2 separate regions of the Homo sapiens genome follow, and region 1 is linked to region 2. Evidence: read pairs that join two places in POLR2A ChIA-PET (ENCODE). Cell type or tissue: IMR-90. All regions are shown on one strand. Each heading gives the region's core, and the rest is flanking DNA. Links, peaks and the distances in the headings are about the cores only.

Evidence for each region. Peaks named below come from ENCODE experiments on the same cell type or tissue, not always from the same donor. Only the 100,000 strongest peaks of a DNase experiment are listed, where the experiment ranks them.
Region 1: POLR2A ChIA-PET joins it to region 2 with 15 read pairs; 7 of 35 experiments call an interaction of 5 or more read pairs at or near these places.

Annotation. Positions count from the first base shown.
Region 1 is chr12:57,607,711-57,610,616 of GRCh38, reverse strand. It overlaps DTX3 (deltex E3 ubiquitin ligase 3), which reads right to left. Exons shown (of 7, transcript NM_178502.4): 6 at 1,880-2,097; 7 at 815-1,540. The coding sequence ends at 1,465. It also overlaps a transcript of ARHGEF25 not described here. Among named protein-coding and RNA genes, the nearest start is that of ARHGEF25, 2.3 kb to the left of the region's middle. In IMR-90, for the core only: no CTCF peak of the experiment used is centred there; no DNase peak of the experiment used is centred there.
Region 2 is chr12:57,743,249-57,746,154 of GRCh38, reverse strand. It overlaps TSPAN31 (tetraspanin 31), which reads right to left and starts at 1,116. Exons shown (of 6, transcript NM_005981.5): 1 at 938-1,116; 2 at 243-410. The coding sequence starts at 1,000. RefSeq lists an enhancer at 306-385. In IMR-90, for the core only: no CTCF peak of the experiment used is centred there; DNase peaks (open chromatin) are centred at 794, 1,214 and 1,514; H3K4me3 peaks cover 1,718 bases; H3K27ac peaks cover 1,572 bases.

The DNA.
Region 1 (2,906 bases), core at 257-2,756, 140 kb after region 2:
GACTCTGGCTCGGTACCCACCAACCCTAGAGGGCTTCTCCTTGGGGGCTGCGGGGACAGAACCACTGTAAGGAACCTGCCCTCCTAGGCAGCCCTGACCTCCCCCTTCCCCTTCTCCTACCTGTCAAAACCCACATTGTTATAAAAGGCTCGCCCAGAACGGGGCTATGGCCCTCGTAATAGAATTCATGTATTCCTGCGACTGCCCCGCAGAACTCGTTTTCGGATAAGTTGAGTTGTGGGTGCAGCCCTCCTGAAGGCCCCGAAAGACCCCCGACCCCACCGCGAGCCCCCATTCTTACCCCCTCCTGCCCAGGGAGGGCGCATGCGCGCAGCATGCCCCCCATGACCCCCAGTATCCGGTCAGTGCGGCCAGGGGCGGGGCGGTCCGGGGGCTTCATACTGAACCCCCACCCTGCTCCAAGTTTCAGGGTCGAGGGGGCACTGAAGCTGGGGGGCTTTGAGGCCTGCGCGCGTCCGGGGAGTTGCTGCTGCGGAATCCGCCCCCTGCCCGGCTCCGCCCCCACTCCCACCCCAGCCAAACTTCGCAGAGTGGCTAGGGTTGTTTTCTCTACAACCATAGTTGAACAACAAAAAAACACCCTCTTAATACTAATTCCAACATCGAAGTGACCCAGGGTTTCTCAGTGTTACTACAGAGCCCGCTGGTGCATCCCGTTTCCCCAGGTCCTCAGGAGGCAGAGGGACTGGGAGTGCACGCAGGGATCACCCCATCATCCCCTCTCCCCTTTCCAGCAGGTCCCTCTCCCCACCCCACCCCCACCCAGTCCCTGGAAAAGAACGGGTGTGGCATAAAGAGTTGCATATTTTACTTTATTTTTATTAAATTAAAAGCTACAGTCTGGCAGCGATTCCAGAACAGGGTAAGGAGGTTCCTCACAGGGGTCAGAGAAGAGCGGAGAAAGACAGACTGACGGAGACTGAGACACAGGAGAGAAAGGACAAGGTTAAGGGAGAACTGTATCTGATGAACACACACAGCCGGCTCCATGGCGGGTGACGGGGAGCTCACATCAGCCCAATTTCTCCTCCCCGGCACCCGAAGTTCAGCGGTGGAGCAGTATGTGGGGGCGGTTAGGAATCAAGAGACCCTCCCTTCCCCACCCTAGGTCCTTTCTCGGCTTGGTCGTGGAGCACAGCACATACCAGAAAAAGCCAAGGGCAATGGAGGGGCAGGGAAACCGGGAGTATATGTACACGGGGAGGGGAGAACAGAGCCTTGGAGGTCGGCCTCTGCCAGAAGGGAGTGGCTCACACTGCATTGAAACACTTGGCCAGTGGGGGATGGGGGAAGGGATTGCCCCCTCCCTCTCGGAACTCCCTTCCCAGTCAGACAGGTCCCCTACAGGTGTGGTGTGGGGGGCAGGGGGCAGAGAGGAGAAAGAGGCTTCTGCTGGGTCCTAGTAGAGGCAGACAGCAGGGGCCTTGGCAAAGGCGATGTCCTTCAGTCATCTGTGATACCCTTCGCTCTCAGCTCCTCTTGCACCCGGGTCAGGTAGGTGGGGTCTGGGTACCCAAACCTGGGAGCAAAGAGAAATGAGGGTGAGGGTTGTTAGCTGTTTGAACTTGCTATTATCCCCATGCTCACCCTCATTCTAGGTGGCTCAGACACCTCCCCACCTCCCCTAAGGGAGGACACCTCCAAATCCAAGATAATTTAGCCCAGTTCTGCTTATTTTTGTAGGCTAAGCTGGGCACACCAGGACCAGGTTGAATGTAGGAGAAACTGAGATGGCTGAACAGTTTGGAAGTGGTTCTCTCCAGTTAGGAGGCTCCGTGAGCGAGGGGTTGGTGGGTCCCTCAGTGGAAATGGAACAAAGGGGAGGAGCCAAGGGAAAGGAAATGAAGAGGGGTCGCACAGCTGGGGTCCCCCTGTGCAGCTGGTCTTGTGGTGGATGTCGTTCCAGGTGATGACATTCGGTCTCCCTGTGGTCATGGACGTGCCGATAGTGAAGGTGAGACGCTGGTCAAACGCCTTGCGGAACAGGGTCAGCACCTTGTTGCCCTCAGGGCAGTCCGGGAGGTAGGCCACCCGTGTGGTGCCAGGATACCGAACTCCTGGGTTTGGGTGTTCAGCCTGGGAGGAAGGTGAAGCAGAGTGGGCAGTGAGCAGCCAGGCATCCTAAGGCCCAGATGCCAGAGGAGGGTCATCCAGGCTAGTCTCTGTCTGAGCACCCCCAGCTAATGCGAACGGGGCAGCAACAGGCTGACAGCTTTCCACAGAAGGAGAGATTATACGGCCTCGGCAGCAAGAGCCTGTTTCAGAGCATAATCCTTATGTGTTAAGAGATTTTTTCTGCTGTCTCAATCCCTCAAGTCTCCATTCAGCAACAAATGGATTCTCAGAAGTGATGGAAGTTAGCTGGTCCCTACACTCCAGACAACTCAGCAAAAATGTGAAGACAGAATAATCTATCTTTCAGCCTTCCCTTCACCTGAAAATACTCCTAATGTTTCTGCCACTGTCTAACTTGTTCCATTTTCCATCACTCTTCTGTGCAGCTTCTTCACCCCTCTGCAGCCAGAATTGCACATTACTCTTTGTCCAGCAGGAAGACACCTATAGGCCTTGACTACTCCTGTTTTTACAGAGTGATGCTCCTGGCTCTGTTGGGTTGGTCAGATCCCTTCCTATTGTGCCTCCCTTCCCCTAAGCCACCACCTCCACAGAATTTACCTCTGCCAAGATGTCAGCACAGTATTTGTGTTCATCAAGGAAATAATATGCAATTCCTTCCTCTCATATCTGATTTGCTTTTTTTTTTCCTAGCTCATATCTGATTTTCACGTGTGCCTTGGGATCACAGGGATGGAAAGGCTGGGCCTCACGGGGACCTCCTAGGTCCAGGGCACTGAGTAGGAGGGCACAGTGGAAGACAGCAAGAC
Region 2 (2,906 bases), core at 103-2,602:
AAAAGTCCTAGATTCCTTTATGTTTCATCTATAATAACTGTCTGGTCTCATCTGTTCATAGAACTTACACCACCATGTCAAATTGAAAGCAATAAAATCAGCTCTTGTTTCGTAGATTATGGGACAGGGCAGGGCAAGGAGACGTGTCCAAGATCCCTGAGGTCCCCTACCCTTCTAACATCTTCCTTAGATGACAGCCCTCCCAAGCCCCCGGTTGCCCCCATCACTTCAGGTCAGGATACAAAGAACAGCAGGACTTGGTGGTGGTTGACAGCACCCACCAGTCCAGCCACTGCAATAAGGAGAAGGAAGACTCCCACAGCAATGACTCCGCCGATGATGTGGATGCTGGACACCAGACCCAGGCCCTTGCCCCAAGCAGCCACTCCAATGAGCAACAAGCTCACCAGCTACGAAGAAAGAGCAGGATACATCTCAACAATTCTAGCATGCGGCACAGCCCAAGGCCATACAAGAGGACTTGGGAGCGGGGCAGGGGGAAGGAATAATGGAATAGTGTGTGAATGGGAGCTGGGGATGGTGCTATCCGCACCGGGAGCATCCCTAGGCACTCCCAAAGGTTAGAATGGCTAGGATGGCGGGGAGGGGGTGGCAGGGATGGTAGTATGAATGCAAAAGATGAACCCTCAGGATCATCCTATCACTTCCAGTTTGGAAGAAACTGAGGTTCACAGGAAGGAGGTATGGAACTTACGCCCACGGCCTTCAGTTCATTCCCCCACCCTCAGACAAACCCCCTTAATCAACCGGAAGTCTCCTCTCTCCCACGGAAGTCCCCAGGAATTCCCTCGTCGCCGGAAGTTCCTGGGAATCTTCCCGGAACCCCCATACACCCCTCTCCCCACCGGAAGTACCCTAGAGATTCTCCCCACGGGGCCTTTCCGCCTTGAAGCTTCCCCCACCTCCAAAACCTCACCATGTAGACCACGTTGAGAGCGCAAAGCGCATTCTTGGAGCAGGCAAAGCCGCCACAAACCATCTCCCCAGCTCTGGGGACCCAAGTGGTCCCAAGGACTTGGGGGGAGGGTATTGGGGACCGTCTTCCAGGACCCCGACAGCTTCTGTCTCTTTAAATCGAGGCCAGCCAAACCCAATACTCTGCGCCTGCACCGTCCCTCCCCTGCCTCTGGATTGGCGAAATGCGTGGCTAATCCTGGACGTCCAAGGCCTGCATGCCAATCAACCCGCATTACGTCACCGACCCGCCTTCTGTCCCTCTCCTTTTGTTTTTTCATTGGGCGAAACTTAAAACTAGGGGCAGGGTTTCTAGAGACTCTCTTAGGGACTACAGCCTAAACTCCAAAAGCTTAGGTTGAAAGCTGAGCTTTCTGTGGTCGGAGTTAGGAGAGGGCTAATTCCCAGGGAGACGGCTCTGGAGGAACTTAGGTGAAGGGGAGACGGCGGGAGGGGCGGGTAGGGGGCCGCTCTGAGAGCTGGGCAAAAAGGGCTCCGCCCGTAGAAGGAGGGCCCTTCCCCACCCCCTTCCCCCTGTTCTGCAGTGACCTCACGATGACGCCATTGTTTTGTTATTGCGTCACGCTCGGGAACACCCAAAGGAGCCACATATTGAGCTTATTTAGCCCGGCCGCAGAGTCCGCGGGTTGGACACAGCAACACCCAGCAAATCATCACACGTTTGTGTGTCCTCTAGTACCCATGTCCTGTTCCATATCTCCTCCTAAAGGGGTGTGAATATACCAGAAATTCAGTGTGGAAATAGCGGCCTCAGGCCAGCGCATTCCTGTATGTGGCATTGCCACAAGTGCACAGAGGGGTGTGCTCAGCATTTTCAGAGTACACGCCTGATCTAGGGCTTGCAAAAAAACGGCAGGCAAGAGGAAGAGTCTCATTTACATAAATATAAGTGGAAGGAGCCTCCACCTTTTCACTTGGGGGTAGGCTGATCAACAACTTTATTATCTAGTAAGTGCTTTGACAAACCGTCCTTCTCACGGGGGTAGGGAAAGGCATAATCCTTCTCTTCCCCAGGAGAAAGAAACAGTAGGAACAAAAAAGAAAACCCTCCAATCAACTCAACAGAATGATTTAAGTTTGTGTGTACTTAGATTCTATAGACTTACTGCCACAGTCAGATTGCCACTTCCTAGCTGCGTAACCTTTGGCCAGGCACTTAGAAACTGTCTGTGCGTGTTTCCTCATCTGTAAAATGGGGATAAATAACAACACACCCTACCTCTTGGGTTGTAAGAATTAAATGAGTTAATATATGTAGAATACTTAGAACAGTACCTGGCATATAGTAAACACTCAATGTTAGTTATTACTTTTCAGGTCATTTTACAGGTTCCTGTGGGCAATTCCAACCTCAATTCCCTTATCTTTAACTACACAGTATTTATATAAACTCTTACAGAAATTAATACCAAAAAGGTATGCAGGAGAATAGATGTTTGACAGGGCGAGAGAGGTGTTTGGGTCTTGAAACAAGGTAATTAAGTTATTATCATTATTATTATTTTGAGACAGAGTCTCCCTCTGTCGCCCAGGCTGGAGTGTAGTGGCGCGATCTCAGTTCACTGCAACCTTCACCTCCCGGGTTCAAACAATTCTCCTGCCTGGCTCAGCCTCCCGAGTAGCTGGATTACAGGTGCCCGCCACCACACCCAGCTAATTTTTTTGTATTTTTAGTAGAGATGGGGTTTTGCCATGTTGGCCAGGCTGGTGGCGAACTCCTGACCTTAGGTGATCTGCCCGCCTCGGCCTCCCAAAGTGCTACGATTACAGGCGTCCGGTGGAAACAAAGTAATTAGGTCAAACTACCCGCTACCTCCTACCTCCCACCCCCTCACTCCCCACCTCCATCCCCTTCCTACCCCAAGTCCCATCTTCATTGTCTCCTTCAGTTCCTCATCTACCTTCTTTTC